Linked DNA regions of Mus musculus: region 2 is linked to region 1. The links are chromatin loops, found by intact Hi-C in ENCODE. Cell type or tissue: left cerebral cortex. All regions are shown on one strand. Each heading gives the region's core, and the rest is flanking DNA. Links, peaks and the distances in the headings are about the cores only.

The links. A loop is a pair of places that touch in the nucleus more often than their neighbours do. Peaks named below come from ENCODE experiments on the same cell type or tissue, not always from the same donor. Only the 100,000 strongest peaks of a DNase experiment are listed, where the experiment ranks them.
Region 2: a loop joins it to region 1, with 2.0 times the contacts of the local background. A loop is called at or near these places in 10 of 42 quality-filtered maps.

The regions. Positions count from the first base shown.
Region 1 is chr19:47,726,558-47,737,220 of GRCm38, reverse strand. It overlaps Sfr1 (SWI5 dependent recombination repair 1), which reads right to left and starts at 5,465. Exons shown (of 4, transcript NM_026377.2): 1 at 5,400-5,465; 2 at 4,233-4,591; 3 at 3,310-3,702; 4 at 1,633-2,397. The coding sequence starts at 5,412. The coding sequence ends at 2,203. It overlaps Cfap43 (cilia and flagella associated protein 43), which reads left to right. Exons shown (of 38, transcript NM_027559.2): 38 at 1-364. In left cerebral cortex, for the core only: CTCF peaks have their summits at 4,638, 4,841 and 5,747; DNase peaks (open chromatin) are centred at 5,073, 5,595 and 6,441; H3K4me3 peaks cover 1,986 bases; H3K27ac peaks cover 1,146 bases.
Region 2 is chr19:47,674,176-47,684,838 of GRCm38, reverse strand. Col17a1 (collagen, type XVII, alpha 1) reads left to right here. Exons shown (of 54, transcript NM_001290825.1): 3 at 1,557-1,601; 4 at 2,347-2,451; 5 at 3,330-3,461; 6 at 4,390-4,437; 7 at 5,385-5,420; 8 at 6,381-6,428; 9 at 7,908-8,051; 10 at 9,245-9,403; 11 at 10,019-10,090. Among named protein-coding and RNA genes, the nearest start is that of Col17a1, 13 kb to the left of the region's middle. In left cerebral cortex, for the core only: no CTCF peak of the experiment used is centred there; DNase peaks (open chromatin) are centred at 4,221, 5,475 and 5,968.

The DNA of each region.
Region 1 (10,663 bases), core at 1,123-9,122:
AATCTAAATTTAGGTTTAATGTACATCACCATATATAATATATACTTGAATGGGTAAAAGTAATCAAAACAAATCTTTCACTTGGAAGCATACTCCTGCAATTTCACAATCATTAGAACTGGCTGCCATTCTGGGTTACATGAGACTACCTCAAAAAAATAAAAATTTCCACTTAAGTTTGTTTCGCCTATTCTGGTGTATTAGTTTTTATCTTATTTTACTTTACTCTTATCCCTAGAAGCCTGTTTTAGTTTTTTAATGAGACAGAAAGAGGGTGGATCTGGATGAGAGGGGAAGGAAGAACTAGGAGTAGAGGGAAGGGAAACTAATCAGAATGTAAGAGAAAAAAAAAGCTATTTCCAATACAAGGAAAAAATGAATACTTCAACTATCACAGATGTAAAAATAGTAGGAAAAAATTCCATTTAGAAGAAACTGACTTTCCATTAATGCTCAGCACTTCGTGTGTCAACAGCAGGACCAACATCTCTTTGCCAACTCTTCCTTCTTCACAACTAGAAGGATTCTAAGGTAGGTAGTTTAGATGACTTAGCAGAGAAGCCATTGGTAACACTTCTTGTATGATTTCTAACACTTTCTTGTATGATGTGACTTTTGAGAAGCAGAGAGATGGGGTCAAGAGGTAAGGTACAGGCACTTTATACTTAGCATGGGGTTGCCAGGTCTGTGACAACTGCAGAGTCAACCATGGATATACTAGATTTGGTTTTGCTAGTATTAGGTCATTTAAACGAGTTGCCTGAATGAAAAAGACAATGTCCTAAATTTAACAGACTAATTCTGGTCTTAATGGACAATCATCCTGTGCTATTTATGGCTTATCACTAACCTTAAGAGTGCTCCTTCCTCAGCTGCCTCAGCTTTGACGCATGGATAAGCTGAGCTTGGAGGATAACTTTCCAAAAACCCCTTCCAGTTTAGTGGTCTGACAGATGCTTTGCAAGGGCTCTAACCCACCCATCGACACTGTTCATGATACCAACACCTCTTAGCTTCTGCTCAACAGCAGTTATGTTCATAAGTTTTTATAGTTCATTACTAACTAGTGATATAGTCAATTAGGTCAAGCATAACATGGCCTTATGTAGAGGAAGGACAGATTCACAAATACAGATGGCAAGAGGGAATTTATACATGTATATGGTAGGTGGGTGTGTACGGGTTTGAATCCCTGTTTTATCAAACAGCAAGGGTTTTCAGATCAGAAGGGAAGGAGTGTGCTCAAATAAAAACGAACTTCTGGGGAGAGGCTCTAGAATACTGGCCATTTAGAAACGAATACTTTTGCTAGATCCCAAGGCAGAAATCATGAAGGCTTCAGGAATGATTAGCAGATAGAAGAAGGAGGCCACAAGGCTCTCCCTGCTATTCTTAAAAATGTTAGCCCTGTGTCTTCCAAGTTCATACAGTAGCTACAGCAACAGCAACACTCTTTCCCCATGGGCTCATTCTAAATTCTCAGCTACTGGGCCAGCTTAAGCCACATTTTTACATATGGCTCTGAACTCAACAGACCGTTCCAATTTACATCACAGATAAAGCTACAAAGGGAATTATGAAGACCGTTCATGCCAAGAACACCTTCATGTAGGAAATAAGGATATGAAGCATCCCAAGAAACAGATGTTCATTTTAGTACATGAGGAAAATGAAAACAAATTGGAGAAAACTGTAGACATTTAAGTTTAATTAGTTGCTAGATTAGCAAACAGATATGTTAAGCAGATGAGCATAGGTCCATAAACTTAGGAAGGGCAGGCTACATTTATGCCACTTGAGATTTAGACATTCAACATACTACTTTCTAATACTGAATATAAACTTTTTGCCCCCCAAATCAATGAATTAACCCTGGTTTCTAGAACTATCCAAACTTCCTTTTAAACACAATTTTAATTTTTTTATACTTAAATATTTTCTTTAGCAAACATATCCAAAATACTAAGCTTCGTCTTATAATTTTGTCAGAATATCCCAAACTGTTCAACATTCCTCCCTCTAAGCCACAACAGCTTAGATCTTTTTTTTCCCCTTTAAAACATTTCTCTTTGCATTGCCATTCTCAAAGACAATCTGTAAATGGGCCAAGTGTATAGCTCAGGAACAGAGCACATGTTTTGAGGCCCTAGGTATGATCACATCACCCAAAGAAGAGAGGGAGAAAATAGCCTGGAAAATGTATCACACCCCTGTAAACTCTTCTTCACTTCGATTGTAGTGCAGCAAGTTGTCATCTATCCCGTAGAAGTCGATCAGCTCGGTGAGCGTCAGCTTCTCGTCCTCGTCCTCCGACATGATAGACTGCAGCTCACACAGCAGCCGCTGACCACACTTCCTCCACTTCTTTATTAGATTCTCTAACTCAGTCACGTCGTTCTGAAACAGAAAAAGTCAGTCAGTCATCAGATGTGGGGCTCAACTCACATCATCAAGGTAGCTAAATTAATTAACTAGTTCCTGTCTAACTTTAAAGGCCAGTAACAGGTATAAAGGGCAGTACAAGCTCTGGACAAACCTTAACCTTAGAAAAGTGTTATTAAATTCACATGTTAGATGTAAGAACAAGCTGAGGCTCTCAGTACACCTTTTATATAACTATACTTTTTAAGATACGACGTTGTGTTGTGCCTTTCTAATGTCTCCATGTACCGCAAACTTCTTAAAGGTAAAAATATTCAAGTTTAAAGTATTTTCAACATTTTATTCAGTTACATTTAGAAAAGTCCTAAAAATTCAAAATCACATATAAGACATGCTATTCTGTCACTTACTCCAGTTTTGGGATAAAATGAGGTGTTACCTGGGTAAGAACTACAAAGATAATAAATGTCTCCTTCTAGACATCCATGTTCTATTTTACTCAACGTGTGTAAGCTGAAACCTAAAATCTGTTTTCCCAAATAAAATGCCTGACATTTATGCAGGATCGTTACTGAAAGTACAGCACCTTGCATTCTGTGGTCCACTTTTAGTTCTAACACCATCGTGCTCTGTCCCCCTGCATCTTCATGGAACACCTCTCACTTCTCATCTTGCTACTGGCTAGAAATTAAGGCCAAAACGCTCCACCTGTGCATTAAACAAAACCCTAAGCTTTTAAGTTTTACCTCGTGTTGAAGGGGTTCCTCAGCCTCACTCTGAACCAACTACTTCTATTTCAGTCAAAGCTCTTGTAACCCGGGTTTCTGGTTATCTGGCTGATTGTTTATCAAACTAAAATGTATCTCCAATTTAGAAACTACCGCAGTTTATGTAAAAATGATGTAACGGTTCTAAGATTCTTCTCACCTTTATTCTATACATCTTGACTAACTTTAACCTCCGAAGAAGGTCTTCCTTCTCTTCAACCTGCCTAATCAATCTTATTTTTTCTTGTTTTAATTTTTCTCTAATGATCGCATTCTCAGACTCCTTTGGGAGGGCATTAGATGACCCAGTATCCGACGACTTAGATTCACACGTGTTTTTCTCCTCTGAGCTCTTTTCTCCAGGCTCACTGTCTTTGTTTTTCAAGCTTTCTTGGGCCTTTGAACAATTTTCTTCCTTTGAAGATTCTCCTGGTTCTGAAAGGGTCTCATTATTTTCGTCATTCTCTACCTTCATACGCTTCACCACACTACAAAATGAATGAGATGAAGATCTTGCTTTCTTTAACCTTTCTTTAGGTGTTCCACTCAGAGGCTGAAAAAGACACAAACATCAAAAATGTTAAGGATACATTCTTGTAGTAAGTCAATCTATTAAAAATAAAGGCTATATGCTTCTACGATAGGTACAATGGATGGCTTTCTGTTTCCACAAATCTCATGCGAGCATCACCAATGTCTCTAATATCCAGAGGCTACCTATAGTCTTACTTTAGCAAGGTTAACTAAAATAGGACTGAGACACTTCGCCTGCCACTGGCAGCTAGTATTTGCCTGATAATACTAGAAATGCTTCAGAACTATAAACTAAGGAGAAGACCTGCTACCAAAGACTTCCCCCTAAGAAATACTGTACAGATTCAAGTTTCCTTGGTTTGGAGCATCGCAGTAACCTCATAAGAAATTAAACAAAATGAACCGATTCAAGAAGAAAATCTTGGCAGTTAGAAAGGTATGAGCTACATATTAATTCACACTCCAGTAGCCTTAAAACTGGCACTATCAGAATACTCTGGAACAGAACAGATGGGGGTGGGGGATAGAGGACAACACAGATATCCATACTTGTTTTCCTGAACTATTCGAATGGGGTGATGGTGGATTCTCCCTGGGCTGAGGAGCGGCAGGTGAAGTCGGGGGTGATGGTGGATTCTCCCTGGGCTGAGGAGCGGCAGGTGAAGTCGGTGGTGATGGTGGATTCTCCCTGGGCTGAGGAGCGGCAGGTGAAGTCGGTGGTGATGGTGGATTCTCCCTGGTCTGAGGAACGGCAGGTGAAGTCGGTGGTGATGGTGGATTCTCACTGGTCTGAGGAGCGGCAGGTGAAGTCGGTGGTGATGGTGGATTCTCACTGGGCTGAGGAGCATCAGGTGAAGTCGATGCTGAATCTGATGAGTTTTCCATCTTGGAAGTGAACTCCTGATTTCCTTATCAAAAAGAAAAGACGCGAATGATAATCAAATTATCTCAAAACAGACCTCAATTTTTCTGAACAAAATTTTCTTCAGTGAACTAAACACCAAAAATAGTCAGCCATTTCTTCCAATTACATGTAGCTATAATTTATTCTAATTCTTCTCATATTTTCCATTTACCTCTCCACATGGGGAAGTAACCAAGTCCTGTTTCTTTCACGACAAATAAACCAGCTAGTATCTCACTGTCTTTCTTTTTTTCCCTTCAAAACACCCCCAAAAATTTGCGTTTCAGGAAGGGGAACTATAACTAGTCAAGAACTTTAATTTTTGTTATAATTTCGTAAATAAAAGCAATACAGCCTGAATCTTGACTCTTAAAAGCTTTGCGCCTAGAACCAAGAACGAGTCCCGAGGTGTCAGAAAGCAGCATCTGCCCCTTTGGGTTTACTATGGTCAAAGACTCCGCCCTCCTCCCCAGCCCCGTCCATCTTCTCCACAAAGCCCCGCCCACTCTCCCTCCCCCTTTCCCCTCCCTCCTCACCACAGAAAGCCCTCCCCCCGTCCCCGCACCCCACTCAGCTCCCCCTTTCCCCACCCCGTCCCCCCACCACAGAAAGCGCGCTCCCCCCAGCTCCCTTCTCTTCAGCAACCCCGTAGCCCTCCTCCTCCACTCCTCCGCCTCCCTCGCCACAGAAAGCCCTCTATCCCACAGAGCAGGAGGCCGAGCTCCCGCGACGCCGGAGAGAGCTTCTCCGTCAGATACCCAGACACCCGCAGGCCTGCCGCTCAGGCCAACCCCAGGGAGAAAGCTCAGTACCTTCCTCAGCCATGCTCACAGCGGCGACACACCGTACACACAGCCAGCGGAGCGCCCGCAGCCCACTGACCTCGCCCCGGGGGCGGAGCCTCACCGGAGAAGAGACGTACGATTGGCTAGCTTGGCCGGAGCAGGCGGATGTGCTCCGTACAGCTCCGACTGCGCGTGCGCGGCGGGCCGCGGGCCTGGGCCACGGGGCGGAGCGGGGCCTGGCGGGAGGCGGGCGCGGCTCGTGATTGGCAGGGCTGGCCGGCGCGCTCCAGGGCTCGGCTACGCGCGCGCGGCCGCCAGCCGTGGGGTGGCGTCCATGGAAAAAACGATGTTAGGCCCTTGGAGGGGCCTGAGGGGGGCGCGCTTCCGCTCGCCACTGCCTTTGGGAGTTGCGGTGCCAGCTGCCTTCCCGAGCAGCTTCCCTGGTGGGGTTGGGGGCGGGGTGGGTATCGTCAGGGTGGCGCGCCCGAGAGCACCGCCCTCTGGCAGCGCTCGCCCCCTGGCAGGCTCGGCTTTCCCCACCGCAAAGGCTTTTCCTCAGACGTGGCAGGGCCGGAAACCGCGGGGCCCGCTCGGCTCCCTGCTGGCTCGGAGTCTATGTGGGTGTCTCTGCATAAACAGTAGAGGGCATCCCCAGCCTGCCTTGCGGACTCGCCCCCTTATTTTGGTCTGTGCCCACCTCTGCTTGGCTTCACATGTTTTGGTCAAATCTGAGAAAAAAATAACCTAAGGAAGTGTATTATGGCGCAGAACAGGAAGCGGGGCGCGGTCGATCCGACAGGTTCGGACTAGAATTCAGATATTTGAGAACTAAACCCCTTGCTTGATCCTGCCCCCCCCCCCCCGAGGCCCCTTGCTAGACCCTGGCTCGACTCCTGGGGGTGCCCCTTGCTAGACTCTGGGGGGCCCCCGGGAGGCCCCTTGCTAGACCCTGGCTCGACTCCCGGGATGCCCCCTTGCTAGGCTCTGGGGGCCCCCAGGAGGCCCCTTGCTAGACTCTGGGAGGCTGCACGGCCTTCTAGTGTTCAGGATGTTCTGTTGCTATGCAACAGCAAAATGAACTAGCTTGGGTGGAGCCGTGGGTGTAGAGAAGTTGAGCTAACTTGTGAGTCACTGGGAAGTTTGTAATAAGGGACAGCTCTCTTTCCGAATATCTGCTAATAGTGGCTTTAAAGTAACCCGAAAGAACTGATTAGACTCCTAGGCGGTCAGTTAATAAATACAGAACCTAAAGGAACTTAATGAGGTGATTAGATCTGCAGATGTTGCAATTGCCTAGATTAGAGTCCTGGCACCACGGTTTCTTCTTTGGTTTGTTTTTGTTTTGTGCAATGGAGTGTAGTGTGGCCGTGGACCTCAGTTCGATGGCTTGGTAAATGAGAACAATATTCACCTCCTAGAGACAGGGAAATTCAATGATAATGTATGAGAGGCAGCTAGAATCATGCAAAACACCAAAGGAACATTTAGTCAAGCATATTCGTCATTCCCTAATTGACTTAAAGCAATGTCTCACAAGCTTTTATCCCTTACCTTTCCCAAAAGCACGGATTTTTAAAAGAGTGCTATGATAGCTAAAAGTCCACACAACTTAAGCCATAAATACCAGAAAACGTCAAGCCTTCACATGTGACCATTAATAAATTAATGTTCCACTCCTAAATGTTTAAGAAACAGCAAGAACAGAATTCATTACTTGGGGACAGGAGGTTGTTTTGTTTGATGGTTTTTTAAGACAGGGTTCCTCTGTAACTCCCCTGGTTGTTCTGGACCTTGCTTTGTAGCCCAGACTGGTCTGGAATTCACAGAAATCCTCCTGCCTCTGTCTCCCGAGTGCTGAGATTAAGGGGAAGGCAGTAGAATGCATGATTTTTATGGTACAAGTGTTACTCACCAACTCACAGATCAGTCTGTGAAATCATTTCTTCTCATTTTTTCCTTCCTATGAGTTCTCTCATTACAAAAAAGGGCAGACTTACCTGCCCTGACACTTGAAGCACAAAGCACACTTCATATTCAGGATGCCTTGAGGCGTAAGGGTGAGTTGTTTTTATAAGTCTAAAATCAGCTGCTCCCAAATTCTTTTGTTATTACAGCCTAATCTTAGAGCTATGCTTTTACTGACTACATAAAGGAAAACAACATCTTGCCTTGCAAATGTTCTGACTTGTTTTTATATGAAACTGATGTATTAAAATAAGACTGGCCAAGCTTTCCAAGGACCTCTGAACTAGCTCTCAGGAAAACCTGTTAGCTCGGAAATGTGTGTCTGTTGGCCATTCTCTCTTCTGTGTGCTGTGTCAATGGTCTTCCCATATGTTTGTATTTTACTTCCCATACTCAATTTAATGCAAAAGATCTGGAATATGTATAAATTGCCCCTACACAAATGGAGACACAGCTCTGTGATAGGATGCTTACCTGCCATTCATGAGGCCCTGGGTTCGACCGTTAGCTTTAGGGTGGGCGACGGGGACTAAAAGTAACCATTATAGTTTCCATGTGTCTTTAGAGAAATATTTTCATGTCTTTAGTGACCTGAAATCTATTTGCCTACAAAGAGTTTGGTATTTGTCACAGAGGACATTTTTATTTTCGTATGAAATTTTCAAGTAGTTAAAAGTGCTTCCTTGTGAGCCAGGGAACAAAGACTCCTTACCCTACCACAGAGAACAATGGGAGACTTGTCCTAGGATTCAGGGATAATAGTAATTAATTTCATCCGAAGTCAGACTTTCTCTGTGTTTTTCAGTTTCTTCGATTCCCAAGGCTACCGTTGACTCCATTATTATTCACCAGGGAGTGGTAAAATGTGTCTTCCATTCAAACTGTTGATGGGTGATGACACGGACCTAGGAATCTTTATGAAGGTTTGGTTTATTATTCACTTTTAAGTGTAAGAAAACAATATTATATAGTCTTTCTCCCTCTCCCTCCCCCACGCTCCCTGCCTCTCTCTTTTTCCCTGTGCAACCATAAAGGTATTTTAAGCACAGTTGAAATGTTCAGTCGATTTCTTTTTCTTCTAACCTTGCAGCTTTCGCAGTTTTTATATCCTAGCATGAACTTAGGATAATTTATTTCATAGACTTTTCTATATTGACAGAAACTTTGTCTCATGAAGACATAGCTAGTATCCAAAGGATTTTTTTTCCCCTTAAGATTGTAAACTTATGAGTATAAACCATTTAGGTGAAGAATTAAATAAAACCCACATGATAAAGTTGATTTACAGCACAAAAAGAATTCAGTAGGTGTTCCTAACTATTTACCCGGACATTTTCTTACTGTATGCAAATGGAAAAACACCTTCAAAAGCTCTTGTCTAGGTTTCTCTTGCCAGTGGCATCTTACAGACCTCTGCATGGTACAAAGGTGTTCTATTGCTTGGTCAGTTCCTAGTTTCCTTTCGAGAATAATTGACTCTGTGTTTCTTGTTCTCTCTCTGTTGCCTAATGAATTCTCATGGGGAATTCAAGAATGTGTGATTAACTTACTTCTTCAAAAAGATTTATTTATTTTATGTGTATGAGTAGACTGTAGCTGTCTTCAGACACACCAGAAGAGGGCATCAGATCCCATTACAGATGGTTGTGAGCCACCATGGGGCTGCTGGGAATTGAACTCAGAACCTTCGGAAGAGCAGCCAGTGCTTTTAACCGCTGAGCCATCTCTCCAGGCCCATGATTAATCTACTTTTAGAGATTATCAAATACCACAGGTGACCTCTGTGCTCTCTCCATAAATATATATATATGTGTGTGTGTGTGTGTGTGTATGTATATATATTCAGCTATATCAACCATAAAAGAATTGTATTTTAAACCACAAGACGAAAGACCCTGCGTTATTTTAGGTATCCATAAGATGTTTGCCTCACTAAATAGGATGGGTACCTAGAGTGAGGAGATACCATGATGAGGGCCGAAACCATCAGTGGGACAAAACCTTTCCAGCACCAGACACCTGGGAAAGCTTCTGCTAACTTAGGTGCAGATTAACAAACAAAAACCTAACGAGATCCCTTCACATGAAGTTCCTGCGTTTGCTGCGTTTGCGTCCTACCAGATCTGGAGTTTTGTCAAGTCCATTACAGACGAGAGACACAGAAGTCTGGGACTCACTGCTGTTGCTGGGTATGCTGCTCCCTCAGAGAAAAATGGAGTGATTGGGGTGATGAAGGAGGGGGGGCTGTGTGGGATGAGAAAGGGGTGGTTGGTGGCAGGAGTGTGAGGCTATGAGAGGAGAGAATAAAGGTGTTGCTCACGGCCACTTCTTTCTCAGATTTTTTTTATTCATTCAGAAATGTCATCTGAGGGGGGGAAAAAAACCATCTGGTTAACCTAAATTCACATATTTGACCCAGCATTCTCTATCCTCAAAGCTTGCCAAGGTGTGAGAGAGTGGAACCCAAGCAGCAGCGAGATCTAAAATGTGAAAGAGTGGTCTCTTACCTCCCATTTCCTGTTTCCCCTTCCAACTAAGAAAGTCCCCAATAAATGTCTACCTCAGGACTGAAACAGTAACGAGAGGCAGGGGGAGAAGACAGAACTGGCATGTTTACACATCAAACAGACTCCAAGACTGTGAAATTATCACAGGAGCTGCTCTTTCTCAAGCTTCAGTGTGGTTAAAGATGATTATAAGACCAGTCCTGGTGCTCAAGGGTTTGCAGCTGGAGCTTGGGCAGACTCACCTCTTCATTCATCTTTCTGCTTCCTAGAGTCTACCCACTGCTCTTTCCTGCTCTATGTCCAGGCCCTACAACTTGTCAGTGATGTTGTTAACTCGCTTTCTGGCCCCATTACATTGCTGGTGCTATCACTAACTAAAACACAAGCTTAATGATGGTCCTGGTGGCTCAGAATTGATATGACTTCACTAATTTTTTGATGATACATAAATATTGTTGACACGAAAACATAGTTCTCATGTCACAAGGAATAAGAAGTAATTTGTTTTGGACCCAGATATGAGTGGCAGTTTCCTGGGAACACATATTCAGGTTGCCCCAAATACCATGGTCAGTTCTAACCAGTCAATCTTCTCTGTTGAGTGTCTAATGCAGTTGTAGCTCCCGGACCCTTGAACTTCAGTTAACAGCTTTATGAAAAAGAAGCAGAGGATAGAACCCTTACCAGGTCCTCCAACTTTACCCAGCTATTGGGATTCTGTTAACACAGCATGAACAAAGATGATACTTTGTCTCCTAACTCAGTTTCTAATTAGTTCTGCCTCTTGTTCATGGCTTCCCTTCTAGCTACTGTGACACT
Region 2 (10,663 bases), core at 1,769-9,768, 53 kb after region 1:
TTATTTCCAATAGCAACAAAAAAATTCTGGCTCCACAGACTTGGAAAATAAGTTTTGTTTTGTTTGGGGTTTTTGGGGGGGGTGGTTTTGTTTTGGTTTTGGTTTTTTTGAGACAGGGTTTCTCTGTGTAGCCCTGGCTGTCCTAGAACTCACTTTGTAGACCAGGCTGGCCTCGAACTCAGAAATCCATCTGCCTCTGCTTCCCAAGTGCTGGGATTAAAGGTGTGTGCCACCACCACTCGGCTAATAAGTTATTTTTATGTGTCAAAATAAAACAATCCCAAAGGCCTGTACAATGAGAGGTTACTGGGAGCTCAAGGGCCATTATTCAAATGGAGCTGCCACCTTCCAGTGAAGAGCCATCTCCTTATATCCCTTGACTGCCATTTCCACTGCGTTCATAATCCCGTGTTGCCAGCACAAGAGAGAACGTCATGTGGAGGGCAGGGATAGATGGACAGCGTGGCCAGAGCAGGTGCCAACCGCTGGCTTCACGTGGCATACAGTGGCCTGAACCATAACCATCTCCTTCCATCCCTCCTCCCACACACATGTGTGCATGCATGCCACACAAACACATCTGAACACATGTTCTACACGGGGGAAAAATCTCCTCCAAAGACCAGTGAGGGTCAGTGAGATGGCTCAGCGTGTAAAGGCGCTAACCTGCTGGCTACATTTGATATCCAGGCCCAGGAGGTAGAAGGAAAGACCTGACTCTTACCAATAGTTCTTTGATTTGCCCACGCATGCTGTGGTGCACGCATGCCCACACACACAGTGGCCGCAGCCAGATGAGGCCCCAAGTGTGAGAGAGATAGTATTGATGGCCACAGTCAGATCAAAGTTGGCCCTGGTATGGCTTTGGGAATCCACCCCAACCTCATGTTATTGGGTCCTGCTTCTGAGCAGTGTTCCCTCGGACACCTGAAGCTGTCAGCATTTCTGTATAGTTGCCACCACTTGACACTAGGGAAATGTCCTGAAAAAAATCTGCCTCTGGGATACATGCATGGCTCATTTCACTGACCTCAAAAGCGATCTACTGAGGCTGCCCTTCCTGTCCACACTCGTGGATGCCCTTGAGGGTTGCAGGATGAATCATGGCACCCTAGAGATACCTCCAACTTCATCGGGACACACAGAGTGAGATCAGCCAGGTCTTGGCTCCAGCTGGCCTAGGCATCTTTGGGAAGGACGAGAGCAGAGATAGCATGTGTGGCTTTAAGAAAAGGAAGGCTTGCGTTCCTCCAGACTCAAAGCTAGGCCTGGACTGGTGCGATCAGCGGGAGGCCTTGGTGCCAAGACAACTCGTTCTTCCAGTCAATGGATAACTTCCTTTGGCACCAAGAAGAAATTTTATATTCCACATACATTGAGCTTCATTGTTGTTATTGCTGCTGCTGCTGCTGTTCATATATGCAGATTCTTCGTCATAAGACACAGCTTTCCAAAACCTTTGTTGAGCGGAATGCTTAACCTATGGCAGAGACCAGGCCCTGCCAGAGCCCAGCAATGCCAACCACAGCATCTCCTCTTCCCTTTGTCTTTTCCAGTTGTCACGGAAACAGTAACGACAAGACTTACATCCCTACCGCCAAGTAAGTGGCTCCCGTTCGTAGGTCCCGTGTGAAGGCCCCAATCTGTGACCTTGAACAAGAGAGTTTACTTTCCCTCTGAGAAAATCTAAACTCTCTGGAATTTGTCCTTTTGCTAGCAGCTGTACTCATGTTGACTTATACACAACAGCTAGTGAGTAGCTGGCGCTGTGTGGTTCACGGTTGGAGTGTACAGCAACTGCTTGCCAGTCCCGTTTATGGACACTCCCATCACTCCCTCTAGTGAGCCCTCTTGCTTATTCACAGCCATGCCCATTCTAATAGCAGAGATCCAGGCCCAACACTACCCCTGGCCCTGATGGGCCTTGGAATAGGGAGGAATCACCCATTTGTGGCCAGAGCAGGGTGGAAGAAACAAGTCAAGAGGAGCCCAGAGTCACCTCCGATCCTTCCAGAACTTCTAGTGGCTGTTGTGTCTAGGTCCTGATTGGACATTTGCAAGAGGCAAAGCCCGAACTTCATCTGAGATGGAGGAGCTGTCTTGGCTAATTTTCCTACCGGATAACTTTCTATGCTCTACTAGAAAGCTCTCATTCACACCAAGCCGGACATTCATTTTAGATATCTGTACTGAAAGTAAATGGGGATGGAGGGCAGAAGTATGGAGTATGGTAAAAAGAGAGACCCCAGCTAGCAGGATCCTGGTGAGGAGGAGGGAAGAGAAGGGCAGAGGGTAAGAAGACCCTGTGACCCGGCTCCACCCTGGGCCTGTCACCTACTTTTGCAGAAGGGAGCACCAGCAATGGATATGCTAAGACAGGCTCTCTGGGTGGAGGAAGTCGGTTGGAGAAGCAGAGCTTGACCCATGGCAGCAGCGGCTACATCAACTCAAGTAGGTGCCTACTGGTCTGCGGGGCAGGGCGGCAGACAGAGGTGAGAAACAGTGAAAACTCGCCGTCTGCAGTCAGCACATGAGTGGGACCATTATCTTGACTGCCACACACCCCTAAGAGTTACCCAAAGGACAAGGGAAGATGGGGCTGCCTCTGGAATCAGCAGCATTAGACACCTGCATAAAATGGGCTCGGTTTTCATTAAGATTCCAGGACAGGTAGCATTCAAGAAGCAGAGTCCCTCTACTTAGGCCACACCTTTTAGGAAAGGCTGTGCGTGTTTAAGGTTTGCAGTCAGATTACCAGCAACGAAGGGTGAAGGCTGAGTTGCTCTGCTGAGAGACTCTAATGGCGTGTAGTCCTCCTGTGCTACCGTATTCCGCTGGGCGAGCACCCAACGTGAGCCTATTGTTCCCCGAGAGTTGAGCTCACGTGAAAGCAAAAGAAAGAAGTATGACAAAAACATGCACGCACACAGCAGCAGCCCTGGAAGCCACTAAGACGTGGGAGAGAAAATAAAAAGGAAATGCAACATTCAGAAGGGCCCGCCCAGCGGGTTAGAGTCCAGTCCCTCTGAGCAGGGGTCAGTGATCCAGCATTAAGTCAACCCTATGGCATCCTTACCACATCCATGCAACCTGTGTGTGTGTGTGAGGACATCCTACCTCTCAGTGTCTGCCCCAAAAGGCAGTAGCAGTCATCCTTCCTTCCATTTCTTTCACGGTGTCCCCGCAGTCCCCTACTTCTCTCCCAGGGCCCTCCCTCAGCACCCAGGGCGTTATGTGGTTAATAATACCACCGTGTCTCCGTGTAGTGGGATCATCTCTGGTGAGGCTGAGGCGGTACCATGAGGATTTACACTCTTTCCCACTTGCAGGTGGAAGCATCCGAGGCAACGCTTCCACCTCCAGTTACAGGAGAACGCACTCACCGGCCTCTACCCTGCCCAACTCTCCCGGCTCCACCTTTGAAAGGAAAGCTCACATGACCCGCCATGGAACTTATGAAGGTATCTGATCGCTTCCTGGTGTAACTTTGCTTGTCCTGCGCATGTTGACTTCTTGGCTTCTCGTGTGCACCCTGCCCAATCTTGCATCCACACTATTGGAACATTCATTCATTCATTCATTCATTTCTCTTATTCATTTTTTTAATCCACTTACTCACTTCTCAAATAACATGTTATCATGTTTTCCACTGTACTAAATGCCTTCAAGGCATTTAGTCTTGTCTTCAAGGACCCTATGGTCTATAGACAACTGAAGACCACGGAAAGAGCAGTAAGGCCGAGTTGATGGAGGTTTCTGTGTTCCACTAAGGAAATCAAAGATGGCTATGGAGGTGGTGTTACTTAAGCCTTGGTCTCCTAGTGACAGTCACAGACAAAAGGACAGGACAGTTCAGGGTGGGGAAGCCGTGGCATACAGGACAGTCCAGTGCTAAAACGGGGATGGGAGACCTAGACTCTGTGCTAGGTTTAGACTTTAGTCTCCACATAAGAAGACACAGAGGTTTCTGAGCCAAACCGTGGGTAATATTTGAGCCCCAGAGAGCTTGACTTTATGGATAGGTGACAAGTTAAAAAGAAGTCCTCAAGAGTGGAGAAGGAAGAAATCTGGGCTGGGACCCAGCGGCGGAGGACTGGGAGGGATAAGATAAAAGAAACCCAGTTGGCAGGCTTTGCCGTGGATGAAATGGGAGGAAAATCTGGAAATAGCCATCCCTAGAGTCTCAAAGGCAGAGTGGGCTCATGGTGGTGTCCACAGTTGAAATAGGAAACTCAGGAGGAAGGCCCCGCTTGGTTGAATTCTGCTAAGAGAATTCTCCTGAAACACTTGCAGCTACAGGGTTCACACTGCTGTAGCTGGGACCCCTACCTGCTAGGAAGCTATATGGATAAGTAGCCATTTGTACTAAGTGGTCCGTCTCCTCTCCAGGGAGCTCTAGCGGCAACTCCTCCCCTGAGTACCCACGAAAGGAACTCGGTAAGTCCCCTCCTTATTTTCCAGCTGAATGCTTTAATGATGCGCGCACGTGCACACACATGCACACGCACAGGCACACTGGGATACCACAAGCCAATTGGCTTCTTCTGAGGAGTTTGGCTCCTGCTGTCTTGCCTTCCCCTTCACTCTGAAGCATCTTAAGAGTGGCTGCCAGTCACATTAGCTTGCTGTCATCAGCCTTTGCTCATGACACCATTAAAATGATAAGCCATTTGCACAAGGTTCATGCTAGGACACACAAGCCCCTAAGGCCAAGCAGTAGGATCCTTCCTTCTGTGGCCTTCACAGAGGCCTGGCACCAAGGAGGAGCAGCAGTCTCAGAGCTCAAATGAAGACACCCAGCTCCTCCTCCATAAATAAACTCCCTTCCAGAGTCCAAGTCATTCGCCTGGGCCACCCTCAGCTGTGCCTTCACTTGACCATTTGTACCATATGTCTTTGATCATGTTCTTAGAATCTCAATGTATAGATGACCTGGGGTTACCTATGATTATAATTTTCTCTATTTACTTGCCTTTGGAAAACCAAGGCAGGCTTTAATAAACAAATTAAAGATTTAGCAGTCTTTGGGTCCATTTGACAATGTTTTCAGCTGGTCCTAATATATCACACGTGCACTCGCACACGTGTGCACACACACACATGCACACGCATGCACACACACTCGCGCGCACACACCTATCTCGCAGACACAGTGCTCTAAGCTAACTCAACATTTGCTCAACTAAATTGCATTGAGGTGTTGCAAAAATCATTATTTACCCTTCAACATCTGGGAAACATTTCTTCAGCATCTGCTATACAGAAACCCCCCTACACCCACACCCACCCCTATCTAGATTTAGACACTTTGAAAATATCTCCAAGTGTCAAAAATATTCAGCATGCCAGACATACGCCTAAGACCATATTTCTCTCTTTCTCAGCCTCTTCTTCAACCAGAGGACGAAGCCAAACACGAGGTGAGTACCACCATTGAATTCAGTCCAACTCACTCTGAGCAGCTAGTACGTGCCAGCCCGGAGCCAGGAAGCCACGCGTAGGAGAAAAAGTAACATCCTCCCTGAGGAACCTTGAGAACTGACAGAGCCTTGGCCAACTCCAAGAGCAGGGGAAGGGGGTATCTGGTAACGGCCTAATGGATTCCAGTGACAGTGATACAGATGTCACATCTGTCTTCATAGCTACCCTCCCAGATGTGCGTTGATCGCCGTTATACAGCAAGATAAGCAAAAGCCCCTCTTTTTCAAATGACTGCAAGGGATAATTTTGTAAAGTCATCATCTAGAGATGATAGAAGAGAGAAAAAGTCTCTAGGAGAAGCCACCCCAGCAGAGCCTGGAGTGACCACAGGAGCCTTTGTCAGGCTGTGCTGACGGCAGAGTCCTTTGCGGGCTCTGCGTGTTCGCCGTGTCCAGGTTCTGCTCTCACAGTGTCTCACTCTCATCGGGAGCTTAAGTTCGGCCTACCCCAGCCACCCACGGCTTTAGAATGATTGTTAAAAGACGCCCACTCTCGCCGAAGCTAATCCTGTAAAGCTGGCTGCTTATGGGCTTCCTCTTCTGATGACTAACTGGATGTTGGAGAGTTTAGATTCTTTTGCCTGTACCTTAAGTGAGCTGGGAGGCAGAAAGATGCTGGATGCTGACAACTGTGAAGAGGGTGGTGATAAAGTGTCTCGGGGTCTCCTTGCTCAGCCTAGGCTCTCGTTAAGTCTCAGGTGCCTAGGGGTGCGCAGTTGGCAAGTGGAGTGGGGAAGGGACATCCCCTTTGTAGTGACACCCAGGTCTCCTGGTGAAGAACTGAGAGATCACAAAGTAGCCCAGTGAACCATCCTGTGCTCAGACCTTAGGGTCCAGGGCAGTGATGCAGACAGACTCCCTCATCCACAACATCCCTGTCTCTTCTCTCCCCTCATACAGAGAGCGAAATTCGAGTTCGGTTGCAGAGCGCGTCGCCATCCACCAGATGTAAGTGGTCACGGTCCTACCACCATGAGAGTGTCTGGGAAACAGAGTAAATCAGATGCAGGCGCAGCACAGTGCTGAGGGATTAGGGACTATTGTGTGCGCTCACTCTCCCCACCCCACCACCCCTACCACCACCATGCATACATGCACACGTGCAAGTGTGCATGTGTGTGCGCGCACAAGTGCCCATTTATGCTCAGTCATCAAACATCCTTGACGACTTCCTGGATGTGGGCCCCTGGTCTAAGGTCTGGAGCCAGGTTGCTGAGTAAGCCATGGTCCCTGGCTAGTAATTCAGGGTCTAATGGGGAAATGGAAAAACAACCAACACCCATAGCTTAGTATGAGGGAGCACAGCAAAGGGAGATGGAGACAGGGCCAGAGAAGCCTTCTACGCTAGGGGTTGGCTAAGGAGAAACTGAACAGTAGGTCAGGGTTAGGGCCGGAAGATATTGGTAGCTAAAGACCTCCCAAAGGCAGTTCTCCATGGAGTCCCAAAGGGAGGGTTCAGGTGAGAGAAGCGTTGGGAGTTGAAAATGGGGTTTTTAACTTCATCTCAAAGGTCAGAGATCCAGCAGCAGTCTCAGCACACTGGATCCCTCTTGCCCTTGTTAGAGGCTCCATTTTGAGATGATCCCAACTTTTTGGGTGGGATTCAGGGGCAAGGCATAAAAGAAGGAAGAGCTGGTATGTGACCCCGAGCGAGGCTGGCCCCAGAGCTTGACACCTGGTCATAGGATCTGACCCCGTGTCTAACCCTTTCTCACCAGAGTCCTTCCAGGCTTAGAGATGTGGATCCCAATGGATGCAGCTTTTTGGGGAGAGGGGCAGGGCAGTTCCCAGCACCTGCTGTCTGTCTGTCCATTTGCTTCTTCCCTGCTCACTGTCCTTGCCTGATACCCCCCCATTCCTTCCTGTGGGTCACCCCGAAGGGACACAAGGACCTGGTTCTCCTCGCTCACCTTGTTACACTAGAACCATCCAGATGGGTCTGAAACTAAAGCAGATATGAATGCAGAGGCAGTGAGATGTCTAGGAGTTGTAAACCTCAAGTCCCTTTGACACTGGCAGGCACATACCAGGGCATCCAAGGCACCACGTTCAGGAAAAAAAAAAAAAAAAACAACTGTTAAGCTAGTGTCTTAAAGAGCCTAGCTCTCTAACAGCCCAAACCCGGACAGCAGTGTCTTCCAGGCAGGCAGTCACCTCTGCGGTGCCTAATGAGGTCGAATCAGGAAATATCTTCCAAGGACTCGGAGGTCATGTATTCATGACTCTGCTAAGGTTACAAACTGTCAGGTTTATAACAGTTATAAATTGGCAAAATTTAAGCTTACAAAGCTAATGGAGCGGGTTCCCCTATATGAGGCAGATGGTAGCCTCTCTGATATAAGAGGGCCATCAATATCCAGTCTGATCTTTGGACTTAGGAAAGGGTCCCTCCCGAGGCCTGATGGGAAAGTCTGGGGTTCTCTGCAGGGACAGAACTGGATGAGGTGAAGCGTTTGCTTAAGGGGAGCCGCTCTGCAAGTGCAAGTCCCACCAGGAACACCTCCAACACACTCCCCATCCCCAAGAAAGGCACCGTAGAGACCAAAACAGTGACAGCGAGCTCCCACTCAGGTAAGCTTGGCGGCTCCAGTCGGCCATGGGGTCATGGGGACAATGTGGCAGGTGTGCCCTCAAGACCTTTCAGCTCTGCCAGAATTGTAAAAGTACAGAGCGCCTGCTCTTTCACACTGTGAAGGTCTGGGTGGGGCTTTCTCATCCACCTGGTTGGCTATCTTCTGAGGATGTGGTACCCAACTCTAAATCCTTAAGATCCCCACCCCAAGCAGGTTCTGAGAGTGTAGATGTGTTGGTCAGGTCTCCCAAAAGAAGACTGAGAGAACATTCATAGTGTTTTCATCATCAGGAGTGAAGTATTTATCCTGTGCCTACTGTGTGTCAAGCCTTGAGAGAAGGCTCGGAACAAAAGAGGCACAGTCGATATCATGGAGGAGAGGAGGGTCGCTGGGAAGTTGGACAAGAGTCTAAGAGGCTAGGGTCACCCGGGTTAGGAGTTCTCAGCACCCTTATGGAGCATGTGTCTTCCATCAGATGACAGAAAGAGAAGTTAGCAGAGCCATGGACAGAGATGAGGAAAGACTTGCCATCTTCTGTCCATGATGATGTCCTTCTGTTCCTGGCAAAGTCTTGATACCATGACCTCCCTTGTATGACTTCCCTATAAAACCAAGTCTCCAAGCAATATTAGCAACAGTGTACCCAGCTCCCTCTCCCACGTAATAGGCAGAAATGGCATATTTGAAGATCTATGAAAAGCCCTGTCAGGGACAGAGTGCCTTTAGGTCTGGTTGATGCACAGAGATGCTTTAATGAGTATCTAAGCAAGAAGGTTACTATGATCAAGGAGTTATTATACCTGAACACTCCTTTGTTTGGTACATACCCCACATTTACTAAGGATGACTAAAAGTAGCTCCTGAGTGAACAACCCCATGACATCTTTGAAAATGGCAGTAAGGGAGCTGTCCCCATTGGAGGAGGCAGGTCACCAAGATGTAGGAAAAGAAATCTTACAAGACATAATGAGTAGATTCTAACTCAAATTAATATCAAATTTTACCAAGGACTGGCAAGAATTTTGTAATCTAAGAGATCAAATCTTGACTTCAGTCAAAAGTAGAATGGCTCGGTGCCTCGGGCTGTCCTGAACTGAGGTATGGGACCTTCAGTGCTAAAGTGCTGGGAAGGCCCAGCAGGAAAGAGTTCAAATCTCCCCCGGTGACAAATGTTTGTGCTTCTGTTCCTAGTGTCCGGAACCTATGATTCAGCAATACTGGACACCAACTTTCCGCCCCACATGTGGTCCTCCACCTTGCCTGCAGGGTCCTCCCTGGGGACCTATCAGAACAACATAACAGCCCAGAGCACATCCCTCCTCAACACCAATGCCTACTCAACGGGATCAGGTAGGTGTGACTGCACACGGCGTGTCACTCCTCGGTAGGGACAGCCACAGCTCCTCTCTGTCATTGAAGATATCCCTTGTTCTGTGCCATCCCCAGGGCCTCCTGGGAGGGGTTTTTCCTGGCCTAATGGCCAAAGCCCATTCATTTCAACTTAATCAACTAGGTTCTAGCAGGTACTTTTTATACAATGAACGTCCCGGATGGGGTATCAGGAGAAATATAATCGGAAAAGGATCAGAAAAAAACATGTATCAATGAGTGTGAACTGATTGTGGGAATCTTGAACAACTCAATTTTCTGAGACACCCCCCCCCAACACACACTCTGTAAAATGCAGCCGCTAACAAGAGAGCCATTAACTGGATCCACTTGTCTACTCCAGGTCTGGACTTCCAAAATCATCTTTGGCTAGGACCTAAGGTACCACAGGCTCATGTCTGGTTCTCTGCATCTAAGGGAGAGAACTGAATATTAAGGTTTTTTTTTCTTCTAACAACAAAAGTGCAACAGGACAGAAGAGCCAGATCCCAGCATTTCTTCTGAGACTCCCACAGAGTCTGAGCTTGTGCCTTGCCCTGAGCCTTACCGTTGCCTGCTTTCTCTTTCCCACTGTAGTCTTTGGAGTGCCAAATAACATGGCGTCCTGCTCTCCCACCCTGCACCCCGGACTCAGCAGCTGCTCCTCAGGTCAGAGCCTGCCACCTTGTCACCTTGGTTGTCCCCTTATGCTATGTTGAAAAGAATATATTCGTGTTTATTTCATGTGGACGAATGTTTTGCCTGCATGTATATTTGCTCTCCGTTACCGTGAAGTGCCTGCGGGGGGCAGTAGAGAGCACTGGATCACCAAGAACTGGAGCCTTCATGTAGAGGCTCTGAGAGCCACACCAGTTAGGACAATGGAGACAATCCCCTCAGCCATGTCCACAGGCCGACTCAGACAGTCCCTCACTGAGAATCCCAGTGATTCCCACTGAGAATTCCTGGGCTATGTCAAGCAGTTAAGTGGACAACCACAAGCCAGGGAGTCGCAACTGGGGCAAGGATTTAGCAGGGTGTGGTGATGCCCGCTTTTAATCCCAGAACCCCAGAGGAGAGGCAGGTAAATACTTGAGTTCAAGACTGCACTGATGTGCACAGTGAGTTCCAGGGCTGTATAGAGCTCTGCTGTCTCAAGAGGGAGTCTTCAAATAAACCTCTTTAAATAAAACTCAGTGGTTGTTTTTACAGTGAGCCACCTGGGCCATTGACCCTGTGCAG